3 separate regions of the Homo sapiens genome follow, and regions 2 and 3 are each linked to region 1. Evidence: chromatin contacts called from ENCODE Hi-C or POLR2A ChIA-PET data. All regions are on one chromosome and are shown on one strand. Each heading gives the region's core, a stretch centred on a gene start or an enhancer-like site at or near the end of the contact. The rest is flanking DNA. Distances are from core to core; before and after follow the strand shown. Region 1 overlaps ADCY7 (adenylate cyclase 7). Region 2 has its middle 16 kb from the start of SNX20. Region 3 overlaps NKD1 (NKD inhibitor of Wnt signaling pathway 1).

What was found. Hi-C counts contacts between places; a loop is a spot of excess contacts on that map. ChIA-PET counts read pairs that join two places held with the same protein, here RNA polymerase II (POLR2A). Pooled maps may share reads with other maps.
Region 2: a pooled map shows a loop between it and region 1 (4-fold over the local background). The contact joins two enhancer-like sites. A Hi-C loop is called at or near these places in 1 of 37 single-sample maps with no recorded cell type and 8 of 50 pooled maps. POLR2A ChIA-PET finds 5 or more read pairs at or near these places in 7 of 52 experiments (B cell, CD4-positive, alpha-beta T cell, CD4-positive, alpha-beta memory T cell and 3 more).
Region 3: a loop to region 1 is called in a pooled map, with 7 times the contacts of the local background. The contact joins two enhancer-like sites. A Hi-C loop is called at or near these places in 1 of 168 maps with a recorded cell type or tissue (vagina), 1 of 37 single-sample maps with no recorded cell type and 4 of 50 pooled maps. POLR2A ChIA-PET finds 5 or more read pairs at or near these places in 1 of 52 experiments (activated B cell).

Annotation. Positions count from the first base shown.
Region 1 is chr16:50,282,831-50,286,667 of GRCh38, forward strand. All of the region lies in intron 1 of ADCY7 (adenylate cyclase 7), which reads left to right. Among named protein-coding and RNA genes, the nearest start is that of MIR6771, 7.9 kb to the right of the region's middle. RefSeq lists an enhancer at 1,104-1,605. Within about 2 kb of position 1,786, at least 7 of the 41 ENCODE cell types and tissues checked have a DNase peak (open chromatin) inside an H3K27ac peak, as active enhancers do.
Region 2 is chr16:50,663,546-50,667,382 of GRCh38, forward strand. It overlaps a transcript of SNX20 not described here. Among named protein-coding and RNA genes, the nearest start is that of SNX20, 16 kb to the right of the region's middle. RefSeq lists enhancers at 1,671-2,172, 3,237-3,756 and a silencer at 2,008-2,097. Within about 2 kb of position 1,991, at least 21 of the 41 ENCODE cell types and tissues checked have a DNase peak (open chromatin) inside an H3K27ac peak, as active enhancers do.
Region 3 is chr16:50,587,121-50,590,957 of GRCh38, forward strand. All of the region lies in intron 3 of NKD1 (NKD inhibitor of Wnt signaling pathway 1), which reads left to right. Among named protein-coding and RNA genes, the nearest start is that of NKD1-AS1, 25 kb to the right of the region's middle. RefSeq lists an enhancer at 987-1,572. Within about 2 kb of position 2,036, at least 9 of the 41 ENCODE cell types and tissues checked have a DNase peak (open chromatin) inside an H3K27ac peak, as active enhancers do.

The sequences.
Region 1 (3,837 bases), core at 536-3,035:
CTCTCAAGTAGCTTGGACTACAAGTGTATGCCACCAAGCCTGGCTAATTAAAAAAAAAATAAACAACTTTTTATAGCGATGGGGTCTCATTATATTGCCCAGGCTGGTCTTAAACTCCTGAACTCCTGGCTGGGGCTGGGCTGTGGAGCCTGGAAAGTGTGATGGAGGGATGAGCGGGGCTGTCCCCTCCAAGACCCAGCTCCTTTCTGGAGGACTGGCTGTGTCTGCAGGGGCACACTCTTACCTCTGTGCTGACTGAGACCCTTCCAGTTGACTCTGAACCCACTGAGGGGCCACGGGTGCTTGTTAGACGCAACAAACTGGGTCCAGAAGCCTGATGTGGACTTTGAGACTCTTGGTTGCGAGTGACAGAAGCTCAAACTGGCTGAAGCTGAAAGGGGCATTGCTTGTCCCATGTGGTTAAATATCTAGAGGTTGCGTAAGCTTCAGGCACAGCTGGCTCCTGTGACCCCAGGAGGTGTTGCCAGGCCCCTGTCTTGTGCCAGTTCTCCATGTTGGTGTCAGTTTCAGGTGGGCTCTCTCCTTGTGGTGGCTCGGGTGTCTGCTGACAGTGTCAGGTCACCGACAAAAGAGAACGCCTCTTTCCCTGGGTCAGCAGAAGTCCAAAGAGAGCCTTCACTTCCCAGGCCTGTGGCATTAGGGCTTGAGAGGGACTTTGCTGATTGGCCACACTGGGGTCATGTGGCCCATGAACCAGGGTACTGAGGGTCGGGAGAAGGGACATTGCACAGCAGAAGCATGAAATACCCTCCTCCCATGTGGACACCTTCCCCACAGGGGAGTCCCCTCTTCTTTAAAATGGGGCTGCTCACCCTGCTCTACCACTGGGGTGGTCGTGAGGTGAGAGTAAGTAAGGGACCCCCTGGGACTGCAGTCTCCTCAGGAAGAGGGGACGTGATACCTCTGCTCTTGGTGGCTTTGGAGTTCAGACAGGACCCATGCGGTGTGGGTGAGGGAGTGACAGGGAGGCAGGGCTTGCCTTGAGCTAAGGGAGGACTCAGGGCCAGAAAAAGTGCCCAGTGATGGAGGAGACTGCCCTGAGAGGTGGTGAGCCCCCCCGTCATGGAGGTGTGCAAGCTAACAGCAGGGTCATTCAATCCGGGAGCCCTGGATTGGATGTGTCTCAGACATGGCAGAAGGATTCCTTTATCCAGGGCCTTGTGGGGAGGCCCTCCCTGTTGCCAACTGAGTCGAGGGCTGGTGGAAGAACTGGTGATTGGACAGGAGGCCTTGAAAACTTCCCGGGCAGGGGGTGCCTCTGGGTCTGGCTTTGGCGGGGTGGCTCCTAGGGAGGAGCTGGCCTGGGGACATGCCACTGGTGGTGGGTTCCTGGGCCCCCTCTGGAGATGTGATCAGTGAGTTCATTCCCCCCAGGCCTCACGGTGCCCGGCTTGTTCCAGGAGCTGGCCAAGGTCCCTGGATGGGCTGAAGTCCTTGTGCCCATGTTGTCCACTGTCCACCTGCGCCTGCCTGCCGTTGCCCAGAAAGTGGCCTAATGAGTTCCTTGAGAGGCGTGTTTACCAGGCCTGTGTTCCCACGGGCCCTTGGGACTCTCTCAGCTGGTTCCTCCCTTTCCTCGTGGTGGCCCAGCCTGGCTTTGTGTGCCTGGAGCGGGTGTGTCCACACACTCTCACACTTGCACTTTCATGCACGTGTCTGGCCGCCTCAGCTCTGGTCTGGGGGCTTTGCCTGGGAGATGGAGCAGTTGTGGGGAGTGGCCTCAGCCCTCTGGTGTTTGGAGCTTCTCAGCCTGGCTGTCCTGGTGCACTGGTGTTTGGCAGCAGGCCAGGGGTCAGGTGGGTTTGCTGTTTGTGTGCTGTGGCATCTGGCTCAGTCCCCCGGGATGTCAGTGGGCAAGCCTGGGCTGAGGAGCCCTGGTTTGGGAGCTGGCAGACCTGGGTTTGCATCCCAGCCTATCTGTCCACCAGCTCCAGCAGTGTGATCTTAGGCAACCACTCTGCCTCTCTGGGCTCAGTTCTGCATCTGTGAGACGGTGGTGCCACCTTGGCCTTTGCCGGTTGTGAAGATGAGAGTGAATGTGTGTGCAGGTGCCGGGGGTGACAGGAACTGCTGCTGTTATTACTGCAAAGGGCTATTTTGGGGTGGGGGGTGCTGAATTGAATGTATCTCAGGCAGGGACCTTATCTTGTTTGGCAACCCCCACAGCACAGGGTTGGATGTATATGGTTAGCACACAGTAAATGCCTCTTGTGGAATACAGACTGATTAGTTTAGATTTAGAGGTTGTAAACTAGTGGGCTGCAAATATTGAAAAATTTGAAATCAGCTGCCAACATTTAAAAATCATCATTTCACGTAGAAATCAGATTTGTAGCCTGTCTGAGCACTTTGGGCACTTTGACAGCTCTTGGCCACATCCCTGAAGGGTTGCCCCTCGTTGAACAGGTGCCAAGGCCTGTAGACACCTGCCCAGGCACTGAAGGGGATGGGGCCCCCAGCAAATGACCCCTTCCTCCTTCCCCAAATATGTGGTTTTACCATTTTGTTCCTGGTGTGTGGTGATGGAATAGGAACTTCCAGAGGAAATAGAGCCTGAGGTGGCTCCTGGAATTGAGGTGGCCCCAGGGATCTCATACTAGCAGGTGCTGGTTGGGGACTTGGGGACCCTGGATATCCTGCTTTTTGCCTTTGGGGGCTGGGGGCTCACCTGGCCATCTTCCCTCCGCTGGACCAGCTGTCCTTTGAAGCTTCTGCTGGCGGCTGGCCATTTGTGCCCTGTGACTGCTCTGAGCTGTCCCGTGTCTCACAGCCTCCCTGCCCTCTGCCTCTGGCCCTGTCCTGGTTCCAATCTGAGGCAGGCCTGGAGGACACTGGGGGCGTGGACTCTTGGTCCAGGGTTGCCCCCTTCATGCAAGGTTCCTGCTGGGAATATGGCAGCTGTCCCCAAGTCCCCATTGCTGTGTGAGGGATTGCACAATTTTGGTAATTTTCCTACCTTTGGAGACTGATGGGGATCCCTGGGGAGAGAGAGCCCAGACTAGCACACAGGAGATATAAGGGCTGGCAGGCGTAGGTGTGATTCACAAGCCTTTTTGGAATCAATGAATATGCTAAGGAATGAATGGTGCTGGGGAAAGAAGGAACCCATATGGGCTGAGCATGGCAAGTGTGGGGTCAGCTCACAGTGTTGTCACAAAGGGGCCACTGTGTCCCTCTCTGAGACTCAGCTCCCTTTTCTGTGAAGCACGGCTTGCAGACATCTGAAATTTGTATCAGTGGGCTATTTAAAAAAATAAACAAGATTTTTGCTGGGTACAGTGCCTGAAAGCTTAACACTTCGGAGGCTGAGGAGGGTAGATTGCTTGAGCTTAGGAGTTCAAGACTAGCCTGGGCAACATGGCAAAACCCCATCTCTACAAAAAATACATGGCCTACTGCAGCCTAAGTCTCCCCAGGCTCAGGTAATTCTCCCACCTTAGCCTCCTGCATAGCTGAGGTCCCAGCTACGCAGGAGTCTGAGGTGGGAGGATTGCCTGAGCCCTGGGAGGTTGAGGCTGCAGCGGGCTATGATCACACCACTTCACTCCAGCCTGGGTGACAGAGTGAGACCCCATCTCAAAAAAAAAAAAAAAAAGAGAGAAAGAAAATGCAGTTTTATGTGGAGCTTACTGTAACACAGATGCAGGGGGCTACCCTGGCTGAAGCAGGCATGGGGGCCTGAGCCTATGCCCCCCCACCTTCCCTTCCCATTGGGGGCCTGATGCATGTCCCCAAATCTCAGGGCTCCTAGGATCACAGCTTGGAACCCTCTGTGCCTGGAGGCATGAGACTCACTGGAAAATGAAGTGAATGTGG
Region 2 (3,837 bases), core at 741-3,240, 380 kb after region 1:
TGGTCTCAAACTCCTGGCCTCAAGTGATCCTCTCACCTCAGCCACCCAAAGTGCCGGGATTACAGGTGTGAGTTGCTGCACCCAGCCTATTAAGATATTCTTATTGTGAAATAGAACACACGGAGAAAAGTGCATAAAAGTGTACAGCTTAACAAATTATTACTAAGCAAATACTTTTACAACCATCACCCTAGAGTAAGAACTGAGACTCCTCACTGTCCCCATCCCAGTCAAAACCTCCTCACCCCCTCGAAGTGATAACCACCATCTCAACTTTTATAGTAACCCTTTCTGCTTTTTTTAATTTCAGGAGTTGTGATGGTTAATTTTATGTCAGCTTAACCGGGCCATGGGATGCCCGGATGTCTGCTTAAACATTATTTCTGGGTATGTCTGCTAGGATAGATTAGCATTGGAGTTGATGCCCTGAGTGTGACAGACGGTCTTCCCCCATGTGAACGGGCATCTTCCAACTCACTGAAGGCCTGTTCGGAACAAAAAAGGCAGAGGACCGTTGGATTTGCCTCCTCTCTGATCGCCAAGCTGGAGCCTGGATCTCCTGCTCTTAGCATTCTTGGTTCCCAGGCCTGCAGACCTGGACTAGAGTCTACACTGTCAGCTCGCTGGCTCTCAGGCCTTCAAACTGCACCACCGGCCTTCCTGGGTCTCCAGCTTGCAGATGGCAGATGCTGGGACTTCTCAGCCGCCATAATTCTAGGAGCTCATCGCTTATACTAAATCTCATTATATGCAAATATATAGACATATACTATATGTCCATATCCATATCTATCTCTGCTCTTGGTTCTTTTTCTCCGGAGAACCCTAGTACAGGAGTTTTGCCATCTAAGCAAGCATGCTTCAGCCCTCTGGTTGAGTCCGACCTGCCCTTGGCCTTCAGGAAATGGAACCACACAGGCTGCATCCGTCTGTGTCTGGCTTCTTTCATGCAGTCTCTTGTGAGGTTCATCCACTTCCTTGTGTCCAAGCATAGCTTGTTTCATAACTGCCTCATGTTCCACATAAGAATACCCCAAGTCCCTTCTCTGTTTTATGGTTCGCAGACACTTGGGTTGTTTCCAGCTGGGGGACAGTATCAGGAGCTGTTCCTGCTGTGCAGTTGTGGTACATGTCTTTTGGTGAGCATGCTTGCCTATCTGTCTATAGGGTATATTCCTAAGGGCGGCATTGCTGGGTACTTACAGGACAGTTTACGTTCAGCTTTGAGGAATGGTGCCAAATGGTTTTCTTAAGTGGTTGTACCATTTATACTCTAACAAGCAGGGAACGTCATTTCTCTTTTCTTTTCCTCCCAGCCTCCTTCCATTTTCCTTTCTTATACTTATTTATCCAACCCACATTACTCACAGTCTCTATAGCCTTGTGTGTCTACTGGTGAATTAAAAGGTCACTAGTGGTGTCCTCTGGGAGTCCTCTTCTCACTCCCCCAGTTCAGTAGGCAGATGGGTGGGGAGTCCCCCACGCCATCTGGGTCCTGAAAAGGTGGGAGATGGGATCTGGGAGGAGCAGGTTATTCAATCTCTCCCCCTGGAAAGCGACGTGGCGCGGGCCTTACTGGGGAAGGGCCTCTCCCCCCAGACCGAGAGAGGCGCAGTTAGGCCCGTTCTCGGAAGCCATGGCCGATCCTGCTCCTGGGGGCGCTGATACTGGCTATTTGCAGCGCCCTCTCTTGTGAAACCCTGCGGATTCCGCTTGCGGGAAGTGGAGGGCGGTGGCCTCCGCCTTTTGGGGCTTCTGGGCTGAGGGAAGAGGATGGAGGGGCAGAAAGGGAGTGAGGTCCCAAACCCCAAGTGGAGGTCGCCCGGGGACCCCCCATCAAAACACTTGCTGGGGAGAGGTTATAGAGGCAGCAAAGCTCTTTCCAGCATGATTTCAAATCCCGTCTAAGGGCTTTCAGAAGCCTGGAGAAAGTTTCGGTTTCCCAGCTGTTTCAGCTTTTTCCGCCCGCACCGCGGCGATGCGTTCGGAGCCGCCGAGGCGGCAGCGCCATCTGCTGTCTACTTTTTAAATTGCAGGATCAGATCCTCTCGGTCTCTCCAGACCTGCCCCGTGGAAAGGGAATAAGATTAAACCAGTAAAAATAGCTTAGATCACCTGAGGTCAGGAATTCGAGACCAGCCTGGCCAACATGGCGAAACCCCGTCTCTACTAAAAAAAGTACAAAAATTAGCCGGGCGTGGTGGCGGGCGCCTGTAATCCCAGCTACTCAGGAGGCTGAGACAGGAGAATCGCTTGAACCCAGGAGGCGGAGTTTGCAGTGAGCCTATATCACGCCACTGCACTCCAGGCTGGGAGACAAGAACGAGACTCTGTCTCAAAAAGAAAAAAATAGTTTAAAGGCCAGGAGCGGTGGCTCATAGCTGTAATCCCATCACTTTGGGAGGCCGAGGTGAGTGGATCACAATGTCAGGAGTTCGAGACCAGCCTGGCCAACATGGTAAAACCCCTGTCTCTACTAAAAATACAAAAATTAGCCAGGCGTGGTGGCGGGCGCCTGTAATCTCAGCTGCTTGGGAGGCTGAGGCAGGAGAATCAGTTGAACCCAGGAGGCAGAAGTTGCAGTGAGCCAAGATCGTGCCACCGCACTCCAGCCTGGCCACAGAGCAAGACTCCATCTAAAAAAAAAAAAATTTAAAATGCCGACAGCCACTGTTATGCAAAGTTCAAGGGCCTCTCTCACACTTAGCTGGGGGAGGAGTGAATACAGCCTTTCTGAAGAAAGAAAAATTAAGTAATAGCAAAATCATTAAGTGTTTATGATTCATAAATACAGTTTTTGTCAACTAAAAAAATAAAATATGTAGAAGTCAAAAAAGTGTCTATGATTCAGAAATGCCACCGTTAGAAGTTGCCATAAGAGTGCACACAAAAAGGACATATGGGTCAAAGTGTTTGCAGCAGTGTTGTCCCAAATAAGGACATTTTGCAACATTGTGGGGTGGTTAAAATAACTATAGAATATGCATTAGAATACAATGAAACCATTAAACATAATGTGGAAGAATATTGTATATTATAGGGAAATGCTCATAATATATAGTGACAATTTAAAAAGCAGATTACAAAACAATATGCCAAGACATGATTTCTGCCCAAGTCTGCCCTGATGGGTGAGCTAACCAAGGTTGCTGCACTGTGAGGGCATAGGGGCTGCCCCTCAGCCCCCACCCCAGCCACTGGGCTCCTCAGGAAAGGACACGTGAGTGTTTACTGCACATCCTACAGATGAGGAGCTCACAAGGACCCTGGATGGGGGAGTCCTCTGAGGTTGCTGGAGCTGCTGCAGCCATCTTGTCACTGCCAGGGGAGAGCTCTCTCTGAGAGCGAAGGCACAGTGGAGGAAAGCAGAACTAAGAAGAGACAGAGAAAGCGAAAGTGGGAGAGAGAGAGAGATATGAGGTGACAAGTGTGGGTCCTTGGATCCTGCTTGGTGTAAAGCTAGCCTGCTCCTGGACTTTACAGATAATAAATTCCTTCCTCATCAGATTAACCTGGGTTTTTGTGGCTTGTAACCAAAAGGGTCTGCACGGCCCACACACAGGCTCCCAGCTCATTTCCTTTGCAATGAGTGGTAACTGGAGGCGGGCGGTGCATGGACCTGCCTTGCAAGGCTTCTCTGTTAGTGGTGCCTGGAGCCCACTCTCTCAGCTGGCACAGCCAGTGTGACACATCAGTCCGGGTGTGTCCTGGACCTACCCCCTTTCTGGGTGCAAACCAGAACTGAGGATGCCGAGGGTGGTGGGGGGGTAGTTTCCTGCCTCAGGGCTGTGCTCCTGCTACCTCTTTGCCTAAAATTCTCCCCTCTCTGTGCTCCCA
Region 3 (3,837 bases), core at 786-3,285, 300 kb after region 1:
ATATTAGCTGTAATCATGCAGTCATCTTTCTGGTCATCCCTATACCAGGGTCTCTCAAACTTGAATGTGTATATGAATTGTGTGGGGATGATGCAAAAATGCAGATTCTGATTTTGTAGGGTAGATGGGGCCTGAGACTCTGCATTTCTGACCACTTCCTAGACTATGTCAAGACTGCTAGCCCTTAGTCCACACTTTGAATCGCAAGGCTGGTGTAGCTATGTCTTTCTTTATATATGAGATTTTGTTTGCAGGTGGCACCTAACCTAGTAGAAAATAGTAGAATCGTCACCTCCCAAAATATAGGTGTAATACTTCTATTAACATAGCCCAACATTGTATTACTTTGGGGGGAAAAGCATTATCTAGGCTTTCCACGTAACTTTTGTTCTCTGGCTTCTATGTCTGACATGGAAAAATTGCTCTGCAGTTTGCATATATCTTGATGGATCTGAAAGAAGGTGTGGGTCACTAAGGAGAGATGCTTTACCTCTGGACTTCCCTCTGCTTCTACAGCTGGGATGTATCATGGACCTAAGTCCAGAGTTGAATCAGTAAATGGAATCCCAAAGAGTTCCCTAGAGCAGGGATCCCCAAACCCTGGGCCAAGGGTGGGTACAGGTCTGTGGCCTATTAGGAACTGGGCAGCACTACAGGAGGTGAGCGTCTGAGCTCTGCCTCCTGTCAAAATCAGCAGTGGTATTAGATTCTCACAGAAGTGCAAACCCTATCGTGAACTGTGCATACAAGGGATCCAGGTTGTGTGCTCCTTATGGAAATCTATCAAATGCCTCATGATCTGAGGTGGAACAGTTTCATCCCGAAACCGTCTGCCGACCCCTCTCCCTTTGCCCCCATCCATGGAAAAATTGTCTTCCATAAAACCGGTCCCTGGTGCCAAAAAGGTTGGGGATCACTGCCCTAGTGCAGATGTCCTCAGGGCAGGTGTGGCTGATTTGGGTGGACAGCAAATGAAACGGGAATGGCTGGTGGCCTGGTACTGATGGGATTCCTTAATGTCCAGGCCACATTCATACATGGAAAGGAAAACTTACACCCTTCAGTATTTTGTTTATTGCTCAGTTCATTCAACTTACATATCTAATAGAGGAACCAGTATTTCTTAAAGATTTAAATGCTGATTTCAAGTTAACTTAAATAACTGGGACTGAGACTGCAAGTTTAGAATGACAGGTCACATACCCTAACAGCAGGTAACGGTAGTTATCAGCTTGTCTGCCCTTGCAAATAAGCCCATGCCAAAGCTATGCTGTTGAGGCTATAGCTTTAATCCATTGTTTTGCCATTGTTTCTGCATCTGACCCCACTGGGCTGAGATCTGTTCTTGGCTGAAATGAAGCAGCAGCTCAGCAGGGTGGCTAGAGCTCAGCCTCATGCCCAGGTAGGCTGGGTTGAAATCCCAGTGCTGCCACTTGTTAGCTACTTGTTCAAGTTTCTTTTCTTTTCTTTTCTTCTGCTTTTTTTTTTTTTTTTTTTTTTTTGACAGAGTCTTGCTCTGTTGCCCAGGTTGGAGAGCAGTGGTGTGATCTCGGTTCACTGCAACCTCCACCTCCTGGGTTCAAGAGAGTTCTTCCACCTCAGCTTCCCGATTAGCTGGGATTACCAGCGCCCGCCATCATGCCCGGCTAATTTTTGTATTTTTGGTAGAGATGGGGTTTCACCATGTTGGCCAGGCTGGTCTCAAACTCCTGACGTCAAGGGATCCACCTGCCTCAGCCTCCCAAAGTGCTGGGATTACAGGCGTGAGCCACCATGCCTGGCCTCATATTTCTTAACTACTGTCTGCCTCAGTTTCCTTGTTTGTAGAATGGGGAAGTAGCAACGTCTGCCTCATGGTTGTTGTGACGATTAAATGAGTTATAAACATGGGGCGCTTGGGAGGGCATCTGGCACATGGTCAGTGCGGCACACCATTTGGTCTTCCTATTTTGCTGTGACCTCACTGTGCCTAAAGGAAACCTAATGTCCTCTCCGACCCCAGCACTCAGATCTTCCTCGTTGCGCGGTGACTCTTGGTGAGCCTTGGGCCTGGCTGCTTCTCCCAAGATGGTTTAAACTCAAGCCCCTGTTCTTTAGACTAAGTTCCCCTTTTTAATACTATTTCTCATAGAACATTTCAGACAGACACGAAAGTAGAGAGAATACGGAAATGAGTTTCCTCGCGCCAGTCCCTCAGACGCAAGCACCAGTCGAGTTTCTTGACTTCCTTTTTAAGCATTAAACTTCACTGGTGGTGAAAAAGAGCTTTTTAAGCCCACGCCTTCCTCATGGGTTTTGTTTGGTTTTGCTTTTCTATAGCCCAGCATGCCCTGAGGTGCTGCACGGTGGAAGCTCTGGGCAGCTGGCACTTGCAGCCCACTCTAGTCAGCCTGGTCGGGGGCACCATTAAGACAGGGCTGTGCCTTGCTAGTTCCAACCTGTAATTAGTGGAGCCGCCCCGAGGGTTCATCCCTCCAGAGGTGGTGGCCCAAGTCTGGGTAGTTCACGCTCCCCTATAAAGGCAGCGGGCAAATGGATCATGTTGGAGGCCTTTGCTGAATGCTTTCTTTTCTTTTCTCTTCTCTTCTCTTCTCTTCTCTTCTCTTCTCTTCTCTTCTCTTCTCTTCTCTTCTCTTCTCTTCTCTCCTCTCCTCTCCTCTCCTCTCCTCTCCTCTCCTCTCCTCTCCTCTCCTCTCCTCTCCTCTCCTCTCTTTTCTCTTCTCTTTTTTTTCCTTTTCTCTTTTTGAGACAGGGTCTTGCTCTGTTGTTCAGGCTGGAGTGCAATGGCACCATCCCAGCTGACGGCAGCCTCCCATTCCTGAGCTCAAGCAATCCTCCTGCCTCAGCCTCCTGAGTAGCTGGGACTACAGTTGCATGCCACCATGCCAGGCTAATTTTTAAATTTTTTGTAGACAGGTCTTGCTATGATTCCCAGGCTGGTCTTGAACCCCTGGGCTCAAGTGATCCTCCTGCCTTGGCCTCCCAAAGTGCTGGGATTACAGGAATGAGCCACTGTGCCTGGCCCTGAACACTCTTTTGACCTTGATACTATAGGTGACCTCTCCTGCCAATCCAGCTTTCCCATTTTTGGAGGAGGCCCAACCTTTTCCAGAACTCTTGGGCTTAACCTCATCTCCCCATACTGATACTTTTGTGTTTGTTCAAATAATATTAGAACACATCAGATCCTCATGTAAGTCTGGCCTATGCCTGATGGAGGAAGAAAAAAATCCCCACATGTGTTCACACCCTCCTATATGTTAAAACCAACGAATGCTAAAGATGTTTAGAAACAGTCATCCTTCTTTTTCTTGAGATGGTCATCCTTCTTTTACATTACAAGTGTGTCTTTATGTACTTTATATTCACCTTCATTTTTATTTATTTAACAAGCATTTATATGGTGCTTCTAAGGAACTAGGTATTGTTTTCCAAGCGCTTTACAAATGTGAGCTAATTTAATGCTCCCAGCAACTCCACAAGGCAGATATTATTATTTGCCCATCATACAGAGGAGGAAACTAAGGTACAAAGAAGTTTATTAGTTTGCCCAGCATCACACAACCTGTAGGTGACAGAGCCAGGACCCAAGCCTCAGGCCATGTGGGGGCATGGTCTGGGCCCCACACCACCTGGCAATGCCGTTTGCTCCTTTACTGCCATTATGAGTTTGTGGCCATTAGCATTAAGCCTTTTTTTTGTTGTTGTTGTTGTTGAGATGGAGTCTCACTTTGTTGCCCAGGCTGGAGTGCAGTGGCACAATCTCGGCTCACTGCAACCTCCACCTCCAAGGTTCAAGTGATTCTTCTGCCTCAGCTTCCTGAGTAGCTGGTAGCT